Regions from separate parts of the Homo sapiens genome. Here region 2 is linked to region 1. Evidence: chromatin contacts called from ENCODE Hi-C or POLR2A ChIA-PET data. All regions are on one chromosome and are shown on one strand. Each heading gives the region's core, a stretch centred on a gene start or an enhancer-like site at or near the end of the contact. The rest is flanking DNA. Distances are from core to core; before and after follow the strand shown. Region 1 has its middle 230 kb from the start of LINC00332. Region 2 has its middle 22 kb from the start of LINC00598.

Region 1 (6,203 bases), core at 1,614-4,113:
TCATAGGGAAAAACTATTTTCATATGAAACCAAAAAAGAGCCCGAATACCCAAGGCAATTCTAAGCAAAAAGAACAAAGCTGGGGGCATCGTGTTACCCAACTTTAAACTATACTCAGGCTACAGTAACTGAAACAATATGATACTGGTACAAAGACAGACACATAGACCAATGGAACAGAATAGAGTCCAGAAATAAAAGCACACACCTACAACCATCTGATCTTTAACAAAGTCAACAAAAACAAGCAATGTGAAAAGGACTCGCTATGCGATAAATGGTGCTGGAATAACTGACCAACCATACGCAGACGACTGAAACTGGACCTCTTCCTTACACCATACACAAAAAACAGCTCAAGATGAATTAAAGACATTTAAAACTTAAAACTATAAAAACCCTGAAAGATAACCTGGAAAATACCATTCCAGACATAGGCTCGGGCAAAGATTTCATGATAAAGATGCCAAAAGCAAGTGCAACAAAAACAAAAATTGATAAATGGACCTAATCAAACTAAGGAGCTTCCACACAGCAAAAGAAACTATCAACAGAGGAAACAGATAACCCATAGAATGGGAGAAAATACTTGCCAACTATGCATCTTACATAGGTCTAATATCCAGAATCTATAAGGAATTAAACAAAGTAACAAGCAAAAAATAAACAACCCCATTAAACAGGGGGCAAAGGACATGAACAGACACTTTTCAAAAGAAGACATACAAGTGGTCAACAAGCATATGAAAAATGCTCAGCATCACAAATCGTTAGAAAAATGCAAATCAAAACCACAATGAGATATCAAGTCACACCAGTCAGAATGGCTATTATTAAAAAGACAAAAAATAACAGATGCTGGCAATGTTGCAGAGAAATAGTTAACACTTAAACACTGCTAGTGGGAATGTAAGTTAGTCCAGCCATTGTGGAAAGCAGTGTGGTGATTTCTCAAAGAACTTAAGAACTACCATACGACCCAGCAATCCCATTATTGGGCATATACCCAAAGGAATATAAATTATTGTGCCGTAAAAGACATGCATGTGTATGTTCATTGCAGCACTATTTACGATAGCAAAGATATGAAATCAACCTAAGTGCCCATCAATGGTAAACTGGATAAAGAAAATATGGCACATATACACCATAGAATACTACACAGCCATAAAAAGAATAAAATCATGTTGTTTGCAGCAACATGAATGGAGCTGAAAGTCATTATCCTAAGTGAACTAAAGCAGGAATAGAAAAAACAAATACCACATGTTCTTACTTATAAGTGGGAGCTAAACATTGAGTATATGTGGACACGTGTACTGGAAGGTGGAGTGTGGGGGGAGGGAGAGGATGGAAAAAGCTACCTATTGAGTACTATGCTTATTACCTGGATGATGAAATAACCTGTACGCAAGACCCCTGTGACACACAATTTACCTTATAACAAATCTGCACATGTACCCCTGAACCTAAAATAAAAATTAAAAAAAATGAATTTCTCTTCCTCCCTATAGTAGATATTGTGAGAGATACAAAGGTCAATAAAATAGGATTGCTGCTTTCAAGACACTGTTATCTCGGAAGGAAGAACTAAATAAGTGCACAAATAACTCTAGGACCTCTGTCATGTACCCGGAGTGGACACAAATCAGTGATACTTTAAAATTACACTCCACAATTCCAATTTTTCATGCTGAATCCATGTCTATTGTTAATTACAACTCTTTAAAAATGCAACAAATGCTTTAATTCTTTGAGATAAACTGCAGTCATACTCGGTGTCCAGCCCCGAGCTGTGTCTGAATAATTTTGTTGCCCATATTTTGTGCCTCCAGGGCTGGGTGTGGCCAACAGCCACAGATGTTACACAGGATCAGCTGTGGGGGAGGAGGGAGGGCAGGGGGTGGATGGGGAGGGGAGGGGGCAGGAAGGAGAGGTCAGAGAGCGCTAAGCAGGAAGGAGAATGGTGGGAAAGTAGACTGGGAAGAACAGGGAAACTTTGGGCTTCCTCAGAGGTGAAGGCAGGCCCATGAAGAAGGAAGACAAAGAGCTCCATGAAGGTCCCTGTTACCAGAGCTGTTGTTTGGGGCCAACTCTATAATGAGCACTTTGAAGCTTTGGTCAGATCACTTCAGGCTGCCTTCCTCTCAGCTAAATGTTCAAGAGAAAGTATACAATTCCCTTTCCTTTTTATCTCCACAATTTGTATTTCCATGGGGCTTGGAACTTTTAACAAGTCAACACATCCTTCTCCTTCAAAAGACTTAGTTACTGAAATCTGTAGTCCCATCTCCTAAGAGGCATTAGATATCTTTGTATTAAGTTTTATTTTTACATTCAGGAAAATAACTCCTTGGTTTTCAAATAATTTTATTTACTATCATGCACCAAGTAGTTTATTTTAGAATCCTGGGATCTTTCAGGTAAAAAGCCCAAAGAACTGATAGATAATTAAATGGCAGCTTGGGTTCTTGCTGTTGTTAATGTGAGTATTATCTGTAATATTACTATTGGTAACAAATATAGCCTTCCTTCAAAGCGATGAAGAGATGAGAAACTGTTTTACTGTGAAAGTCCTTCTGATGCACTAGAAAGACAGTAGCAAGGTTTTAAAAGGGGCAACTAGGATATTTTTAAATATAGGGTTTCTTCCCCTCTCAAACTATAAAGTAGTGTTTTAGCCATGGTGGTAATTTCATACAATGAATAAAAATTAAAACCCACTAATATATCTGAAAATACAACTTACTAAATTTTACTGACTGGTAAATTATAGACTGTATTGAGTCACTATGATAAATGCTAATGGAACATGGAAAGAAAAATGCTGTTTTCCCATTGGCTGGGTGACTGGTCTTTAACTGCTGGGGAAGACCAGCTCAGTAAACAGGAAATCATCTCCATGGCAACAGGCCATTCAACCTAACTTTTTAATACATGAAGAGGTAATTACTTTATTTTTTATTTCCATTTTTATAATTTTCACAGTTTATAATAGCAGTGAGGACCTGTCGGTCAGGCATTTCCTGGCTGTTAATAACAGGCTGATTTAAGGTCACGAATGCTTAAACATTGTGCCAATTTTTTTTTTTTTTAATGAAAAGAGAACTGTGATTTTTTTCCCTTCCTGAAGTCTGTAGCACAAATAAATGACAGAATTTTATGTTCACACACATGGTGTTTTGATTTCCTGCAGATGATAACATCAGAGACATGACTGAGAACCATTGGGGGTGTTGGGGGTAGGGAGTGGGACACCACAGAAAAGTCACAGCTGGGTTCCTGGGGATGGTAGGATGAAAAACAAACCCGGGGGATTGAGAGAGAAAGACTGAGTGCCCTGCAGGAAAGAATTCAGAAGGAGATGCACAGCCTCAGAGCCCAGTGTATGTTCTGTGGAGACGGTGATCAGTGAAGGGTTCTTTCTGAATGTACCACAGGGGCAGGAGGCCTGGGAAGTTTCCCTGGCACTGGGCCAACCTGAAACACCCAGGATATAATGTCTCCCCTACTAGGTAGGTAACCTTAGTGATCTATGCATTGAAGCATCTCAAGCCAGCCTGCAGTTATGTACTGTCTTAGGAACAAGAGGAGAAGACTGAGTGAAGTCATTACCTAAGGCAGCAGAACCCATAGCACAGCCATGCTCTGAAGGAGAGGCAGGGCCCAGGCAGGGGCACAGTGCTCACAGCAGCCGGTGGGCAATTTTCAATCCAGCTCTTCAGTCTGTTCCCCAGCTTTGAGTACTTAAAGGGAAGATGGTACAAGAAGGGTGTGGCAACCCTCTTCAGCTACTTTGCTCATAATACAATCCTATTTCACTATCATTGTGTAGACATCCAACATGAAAAAGAGAAGACAGGAGAAAAATCTCTGACAGCCACACTCGTAGCCAACAGAGCACTAGGAAGTTACCACATTGCCATCAGGCCCCAGAGAAGCAAAGGGAAGAGAGCAGCTGCAGAGAATAGAAAGAAGGGAGGCACGGTGATTTGCCAGATATCCCAATGCAAACCCAAGAAGGCCCTTGAAACGAAGGGAGGGATGGTATCTATGAGAAGAACAGGATGAATCCTGCAGACAACGGAGCTGTGAACAGCTCAGGCACAGAGACTCGAGAATCCCGGAGATGCCCAGTGAAAACTGTGTCTCCCTGACAAATACTGGTATTTTGATGACTGCATAGTTGGAGATATAATAATTATCAAGTTTTATTTTTAAAAAACACTGAAGTTTATTTTACATTTTTAAAGCTATATTATTAGCACACAGAACCCACCAAAGTTGGAGAAAGGATAGATGCCACCAACAGGCTGACTCAGGAGCTGAGCTAAAATGCAGGGACATAGACTTTGGCCTTGGAGTACCCGAGAGGATTCCTCCTGGACTCCTTTTGCAGGGATTTTGTGATCATTACCCTCCTCAGCCACATTGACACGGGATGAGGGGTCACTAAAGTTAATTATTTCTTTCCCTTGCCTTTCTGTCATTGCAGATTTTATTACCTTAAAATCTGAGATACCAAGATCTGCTCCTCCACCCATCATCCCAAATCAGGCATCTGGACCTTCCAGTGTCATCGTTAAGATGGCCTCACACACAGGGACCAGAATTCCTCTTCTCAGATTAGGGCTGCTCAGATTTGGAATCCTGTTGCTTTTCTTCTATTTCCTCGAAGTCAGGGTCAGCTTGGGAAAAGCTGTCAAACAAAGTACTAAATGTGGGTGTGTCCATCCTCCTTCTAAAACTTCCTACCTAAACTATGAGAGGAGGACACGTTTGGATTTTACCATGCCTTAGTATTTTCAGCATCCTTTGGAAGAGTTTCATACTGTTACGCCTTGTCATCCATGTCATGCCTAAATTACCATAAGCATTAATAAAAATAATCCTTAATAGAGTTGAAAAGAATGAAGCAGAAATGTGTCTTCTGAATGGCAAGCACTGTGCTAATGAAACAGGCATTTTCTTCAGCCACAGGAGCTTAGGAGAGGCAAATTAAGCATTGTGCCCTGCTCTCCAGCTGACTTGCAAAATATTCTTTCCAACCCCAGCCCTTCTAATCTGGGAGGAAGAGGAATCCCGATAATATCTCACAATCCCTCATCTTCCCAGGAGTGCCTCCCAGTTGTCAATATAGGCAGCTGCCTCATTGGGGACCCTCGTGCACTCATATATTGATGGCAAATGCTTCTTTCTTGTGTGGTGGTTCGTGGCAAGACCAATCTCATTACTGAAGCCTCCTGGTAGAGTAAGATTTCTCCCTTGTTGTGTTGTGAATCAGGTCGATTTTTATAACCTAGACTGAAAGCTCAGTGAGGCTAGATACCATATCTACCTTGTTTTCTGATGCCATTTCAATGTCACATACCTACTAGGCACTCAGTATTTTTGAATACCTGGAATTCACTCTAGATGCAGCCTGCACAGGTCCCAGGAAATTCATTTGCTTCTTTCTCCCAGGCTGCTTCAAATCCACACTCCTCCAGTTAGCTTCTCTCAGAAGATTCATTCCCCAACACCAAAAAAGAGGATTAAATAATATGTATTCTTTCGCTCACTTTTGTGGCATGCCATCCACACAAAAACTCCTGTAAAGTCACCACTGTCATTCCAGAATACTTCCATTAAATAATGGTTGAGTTTGCACTATTTTCATTTATTCCTTTTTTTTTTTTTTTTTTTTTTGAGACAGAATGTCCCTCTCTCACCAGGCTGGAGTGCAGTGGTGTGATCTCGGCTCACCGCAATCTCCGCCTTCCAGGTTCAAGTGATTCTCATGCCTCAGCCTCCCCAGTGGCTGGGATTTCAGGCACCCGCCACCATGCCTGGCTGATTTTTGTATTTTTAGTAGAGATGGGGTTTTGCTACATTGGCCACTGGTCTTGAACTCCTGACCTCAAGTGATCCGCCCTCCTCAGCCTCTCAAAGTGCTGGGATTACAGATGTGAGCCACCGGACCCGGCCCACTCTTTTCATTTCTTAACCAAGGTATTTCAATATCTGTCCTTGCCTGTATTACATGGGTCGCAGCTTCAACATGAAACTAAACTGTGATTGAAGTAACCATTGAGATACAGATTGGATTTCAGTCTTTCAAAAAAAAAAAAAACCTGTCACTCTAGTAACAGATTTCCTGGTTCCCTGATCTTGTGTCCTGTGTGTCTTCAACAGCTGTGGGCATCTCTAAAGTAAGTCACAAG
Region 2 (6,322 bases), core at 2,873-5,372, 550 kb after region 1:
AATTAAAATAAAAGACTAAAGTCACCGAGATAACAAGCGGCAGAGGGGTTAGGATTACTAATAATGTGCCAGTAGCAGCCATTCCCCTATCCCTTGCAGTCGCTGCCCTGTCCCTGTGAGTTCAGCCATCCTTGTGTGGATTCTCCCTTCCCTGCAGGCTGCCCTCCAAATGCTGTCCTCCATCCTCATCAGGCAGGACTGATTCCCAAGCTTCAGTGCTTTCTGCCCATCCCTCCTTCAGGTATCAACCCCGGACGGCACTGACTTTTTACACTAACAGGCAAAAATCACCAGCTGAACGGGAGCCTAAAACTACATACTCTTTCCTAAACATACATGTTTTTGTTTGTACTTTGTCATATTATTTTTTAGGGAGGGGTATCTCAAAAATCATTTTAAAGAAGCATTTGATTGCCCAATCTGGAGAATTATTTTCTTAACAAGTTTTAGGACATAAAGAGCCACATCATCTATTGGCTTACATCTTCCAATAGAGAGACTAAAAATCACTTTCACCTATATTAAATCCCATTACATCCCTGCTAGGTAGGAGGCAAATTGTCTCAAATGCATGAGTCTTCTGCACCATGGATGATATGGTTTGGCTGTGTCCTCACCCACATCTCATCTTGAATTGTAGTTCCCATAATCCCCATGTGTTGTGGGAGGGACCCAGTGGGAAGTAATTGAATCATGGAGGCGATTACCTCCATGCTGTTCTCATGGTAGTGAGTGACTTCTCACAAGATCTGATGTTTTTATAAGAGACTTTTCCCCCTTTGCTTGGCACTTCTCCTTGCTGCGGCCATGTGAAGAAGGACGTATTTGCTTTCCCTTCCATCATAATTGTAAGTTTCCTGAGGCCTCCCCAGCCCTGCAGAACTGTGAGTCAATTAAATCTCTTTTTACAAATTACCCAGTCTTGGGTATGTCTTTACTAGCAGCGTGAGAACAGACTAATACAATGGATCATCAAGTATCTTGGATTTAATCCCACAGCCTGTGAGTGAGGGTGGTCAGGCTAGAACTAGAAGCTCCATGCCAGACCTGCTTAGTCCACTGGACCAGGCATCCACTTTTTTTCAGTAGCTAAGAAGATGGCAGGGAACATATCTGTTAATAACAAAGTGAACACCATCTTTAAGATACTCCCCAGGGCATTTATCCTAAAGAAAGGAAATTGATATACCGAAGAGATACCTACACCCCCATGTTTACTGCAGCACTATTCACAATAGCCAAGATTTGGAAGCAACCTAAGTGTCCACCAACAGATGAGTGGATAAAGAAAACAGGGTATATATACACAATGGAATAGTATTCAGTCATAAAAAAAAAGAATGAAATCTTGTCATTGGCAGCAATGTGAATAAGCCTGGAGGACATAATTTTAAGTAAAATAAGTTAGGCACAGAAAAATAAATTCCATATTTAAAAAAAAAAAGATTGAGCTTAGAGAAGCAGAGAGTAGAGTTGTGGAGATTAGGGTGGGAATGGTAGTGGGGAAGGGAGGATAGGGAGAGGTTGGCTAATGGACACAAAGTTACAGCCAGATGGGAGGAATAAATTCTAGTGTTCTGTAGCACTGGGTAGGGTGAATACGGTTAACAATAATTTAGTGTTATTTTCAAAAGCTAGAAGAAAGGATTTTGAATGTTCACAACACAAAGAAATGATAAATGTTTGAGGTGATGGAAACGCTAACTATTCTGATTTGAGTATTGCACACCATATGTTGAAATATCACCTGTACCACAGAAATATGTACAATTATTATGTGTCAACTAAAAATAAAATGAAAAGAAAAAATATATTCTCCCAGGACCTGGCAGCAAATATCCCATTGAAAGAAAACCGGATTCCCAATTTTGCTTTTATAAAAATCTCTGATATTCATCTTCTCGAGCAATAATAGCATCTTTGTCTAGGGAAAAAACATCTGGTTTATTTATATGGTTTGACTTATATCTGGTAAGGAGAGGAGTAGCAGGTAGTCAGTGCTCATGAGTATCATGGAATCAGTACAGTGGAGCAATTAAGAGCTTAGACTTTAGAGTCTGAAACACTAGGGTCCCTTTCCCAGTTCAGCCACTCATGCACCATGTGGACACAGACTAGTTACTTATCCTCTTATTGCCAACACCTGACTCAGAGTGTTGGCAATGAAATGACTTCATGAAAGCCAAGTGCAGGATAAAGAACCTCGTGCATAGTGAGCATATAAAACATTATCATCATCATCATCATCAGCCATCAACAACCGCAAACTTCCAATCGCCTGCTACATTCAAAGACCTGCCCAAGGCACTGAGAGATGTTCACAGTTCTTTTTAGGAAGAATGTTTGAGAGATTTGAGAGGTATTTGTCAAGTATAACAATGGATTTAAAGATATCCAGGAAAAACTATCAGTATAATCACTTTTCTAAACTACAAGCAAATTGCATAACATAAGCATTATCTTTTAACTATACAAATAATGCAAACTAACTAGTTTAGAAAGCAAGGAGGCACAAGGAAGCATCCATTTGCCTGGACATTTGTTCGCTGGTTGCTCCTATGCTTAAGTTAGTTGTTTCTTAGGGGCTGGCCACAGTCCCATTGGATGAGAAGCTTACAACCATCATAGTCTTACTTCTGCTCCTTTAATTTCCAAGTTCCTAGGGGCAACACTATAGCTAAATATCAGGACTAGAGATGAATGCTCAACTACACACACACACACACACACACACACACACACACACCCTCCCCTCTATGACATCCCACGTCACCATCACCCTCAATGGCAACTTTCTATGGAATTTTATCCACTTCTCTGGTTCTTTGTTCTGGGATATCCTCCCTTTTTCACCAAACATGGAGTCATGTCAGCTACTCTTGTTTATTATCATACAGAATGGCTCATACCTCGTAATGTAGGAATGTTCTGTGCTATTGCTGCAAACCATTAAACTTTAAAGCATAGAATAGCTTTCATGTTTCTTCTTCTTTGGAAGAAGACAAAGCACTGACTTCACTGCCATTTGTTTCATAACTTACTCACATTACAGCCCTGAAAACATTCTACTGTTTTGGCCCAAATGGCTTCCTTGAGTGAAGAGCATAGGTTTCTACAGCAGAACCAGCAGGTTAGCTCTCAGGGTCAACCAATGCACACAATGGACTCTGGCTCCCAACAGCTAGTGCTTCAGTCCCCAGATTAAGGGCCATTACTGTAGATGAGCCATCCTTACCACCCATACAGCAATGGACCAATTTGGAAGGAGCCACTGGTCAGCTTTATACTTAGAAGACAGTTACAAGAGGAGCAACAGAGAGTAGTGACCTTACTGAATGCTCTTTGTACTTATACTCATCCAGGGACCTACGAGGCTGTGAGTAGCCGAAACTGATGTGCTGAAAAGTAGAGCGAAATGGAAATAGATCTGTTATGAGACAGAAGGTCTTATAGCCCAAAATTAACTTACTGCAAACATCCATCTTTGCTCCCAGTCCAAAAGTCATCCAACATAACTCAGCCAATGCCGACGTCCAGAGAATTAACGAGTAGCTGCTAGTTTCTGCTAGATCATTCTTTATCAGAACATAATTCTGTAAGCCCCCTGTTAAATTTTCAGAATCCTAAAGGGAGGGAGCCTATCTCCTCTATCTTTACATTCCAGTTCTTAGCACAAATGGCTGGTATAGAGCAAGCTCACCATAGATATTTGCAACATGAGTTGAGGAAAAGCAAACATCATCCTCCTGAGCTTAGTGTTCTCAGGAATCCCCAAGCTTTTGAAGAATGGAGGAATGACCTTCTAACTCCAGTCACATCATGACTAGAGATGAATGTTCAGCACACACAGGAACACACAGATACACACACACACACACACACACTCCCTCCATGACACCCCATTGTTTCCCTAAACCAGAGTCAAGTACTAGGATGCAGGCTTTCTGGAATGCACCTCCCTGGAATTCCCAGCCTATGTTGATTCTATGAGTAACCATCAGACACTGGCTACCACTATCTGTCATCAGATAATATCCTTTTCCTCCCACTAGCCAACTGGATTTTGAACCTGAAATACCCTTAGAAGGATATTTTCATTTTAGTTCGTAGTCTGGCTGCAGCCTCAGCCAGGCAGGCGGGCAGGATACAAGGGTCACCACACATTCCTGCTGGCTCTGGAAGGCAGAGCCATGGCCTGTCACCCTCAGGGCCTTGCCAGCCAAGATCCACCCATCTCAACAGCATTCTTCTTTCCAAGGGCCTCTCTCTCCAGCCAACTTCCTCTTCAACCTATTATTCTGAGGCACTTGGCTCTCCCTTGTTCCTGTGGGGTAGCCTAAGTGGGTGGCTACTTTTTACATGTCACAAAATTGCACTTGGTTTTCTACCATCTGGCCTTCTCCAATACACTGGCTATATGTTCTGGTTTGCTACTCTCTCTCCAGTGTGATTTACAAATTTCTTTCCCGAATGTGCTTTCCAGATACGAGGCTCCAGTGTGGAGAAACAGGTGTAGACTTCTTGTCAAAACTGCCAAAGGCTAACACCACTGACAGGCAAGTGTCTCCTCACTCCCCAGGGACTCCGCACCCTTGGAATGGAACAAGGAGGAAAGCTATAACTGGGTCCCCTAGAGCACAGACTCAGGACTGGGGCCCATTTCGCTGGGGTTCTGGGGTGACTAGATTCATACCTCTTCATTAATTTGATTGCCAAGAATTCAAGAGTGTATCCATTACTTCTTTTCAAAGATTTTATCTTCTTTATCTGTTACTGCTTTTATGATTGAATTTTTTGTTACAGATTACTTGTTAATATCTGAATATTTCTATGGATTTCCTATGGAAAGATATGAAAATAATTCTTTCTGCGGTGCATTTACAGTTTCGTAGGCTGCATTATCAAGTATATACTGGACAAGAGACAGCTTATATTTTGACAAGGCATTGATGACAGTTGAATCTTCAGCTTAAAATTTTACATATCTGATGATGGGAAGAATTTGTCACAGAATAGCTTCTGGCCCCTTCCATGTCAAACCTTGATCATCTTCTATTACCCACACACTTCTGGTGCCAGGTCCTTAAATGCCTGTTCACCTCAGCTCAGTCATGGAACTGGTTGAGTCAGCACAATCGGCATTAGAAGCATTTCTGTAAACTACTCACACGAGTGGCTACAAATAGTTAACTATACACAGAAGCAACTGTGAACCTCATAAATATATACCTCTAATCCAAACTAAATGTCTGCTTGACTCCGCTTCCCTTATTCTGATCCCAAAAATGCCTGCAGTCACCAATTCAAGAAGGGAGTATATTGGAGAGGAAATCGCACTAGAAAGAGACTGTGGTCTTAACCAATTATAGATCATTTATCTTACTTGTATAAATTTTACAAAAACCTATAAGCATGTGAACAGTTTACTGGACCCTCACATGGCTGTGAAGGTGAAGGAGCCTGAGCCGAGGCTTTGATTATCTTTATTGGAAATCCACTCTGTCAATCAGAACAGATGTAGCTGATGAGCAATCAGCTCCATTACCCGGCACCTACTGGCTGAACAAGCATCCCTGAATGTTGACTGCTAACGTTCATAAACATCTGTACGTGTTTATGACTAAACACTAGGTTCTCACTCTAACTTGTTTTAAGTTCTGTTTTGCCATCCTTTTCTTTCATTATATGTTATTGCAGCCTTGATCTGTACATTTAGGCATTTTTAAATATGTGGTATGTATTAAGGGGCTTTCTGGGATCACAGAATATATCTCTCTACAAAGGAGGGTGTAAGAATAGCTTGGATGAAAGGGCAAAATCCAAGCATCCCTGAATGTTGACTACTGACAGTCATAAGCATCTGTAGGTGTTTATGAATAAAGGTTAGGTTCTCACTCTAAGTCGTTTCAAGTTGTTTTGCCATTTTTTTTCTTTCATTAAACAGTTCCTTCTTGCCTTCCTTTAAATGCTCATTTGCTGTGGTCTCAACCTCTTGCATTTTTATGTTATTGAAGCCTTGATCTGTGCACAGTAGGTATTTTTAAATATGTGGTGTATACTAAGGGGCTTTATAAAGACAGGATTACAGAACATATCTATCTCCAAAGGAGGATGTAAGAATAGCTTGGATTAAAGGGCAAAACATGTAGATCAGGTAAAGGAAGGTATTAAGCAGTCAACTGATGAGCCAACCAACCAAGCCACCGAGAGTCCTAGGAAGCATTTCCTGCCCTCAGATCAGGTCAGGAGCCAGACATTGGTGTCTGTGTGTTGGTTTCTCCTCTACTGGAATGCACGTGTGTTGACAGCAGGACCTGCATCC

The links. A loop is a pair of places that touch in the nucleus more often than their neighbours do. ChIA-PET counts read pairs that join two places held with the same protein, here RNA polymerase II (POLR2A). Pooled maps may share reads with other maps.
Region 2: a map of endothelial cell of umbilical vein shows a loop between it and region 1 (16-fold over the local background). The contact joins two enhancer-like sites. A Hi-C loop is called at or near these places in 1 of 168 maps with a recorded cell type or tissue (endothelial cell of umbilical vein), 1 of 37 single-sample maps with no recorded cell type and 7 of 50 pooled maps. POLR2A ChIA-PET finds 5 or more read pairs at or near these places in 1 of 52 experiments (activated CD4-positive, alpha-beta T cell).

Annotation. Positions count from the first base shown.
Region 1 is chr13:39,949,573-39,955,775 of GRCh38, forward strand. No RefSeq gene overlaps it. Among named protein-coding and RNA genes, the nearest start is that of LINC00332, 230 kb to the right of the region's middle. Within about 2 kb of position 2,864, at least 6 of the 41 ENCODE cell types and tissues checked have a DNase peak (open chromatin) inside an H3K27ac peak, as active enhancers do; they include endothelial cell of umbilical vein, where a contact is called at or near this core.
Region 2 is chr13:40,500,285-40,506,606 of GRCh38, forward strand. No RefSeq gene overlaps it. Among named protein-coding and RNA genes, the nearest start is that of LINC00598, 22 kb to the left of the region's middle. Within about 2 kb of position 4,123, at least 5 of the 41 ENCODE cell types and tissues checked have a DNase peak (open chromatin) inside an H3K27ac peak, as active enhancers do; they include endothelial cell of umbilical vein, where a contact is called at or near this core.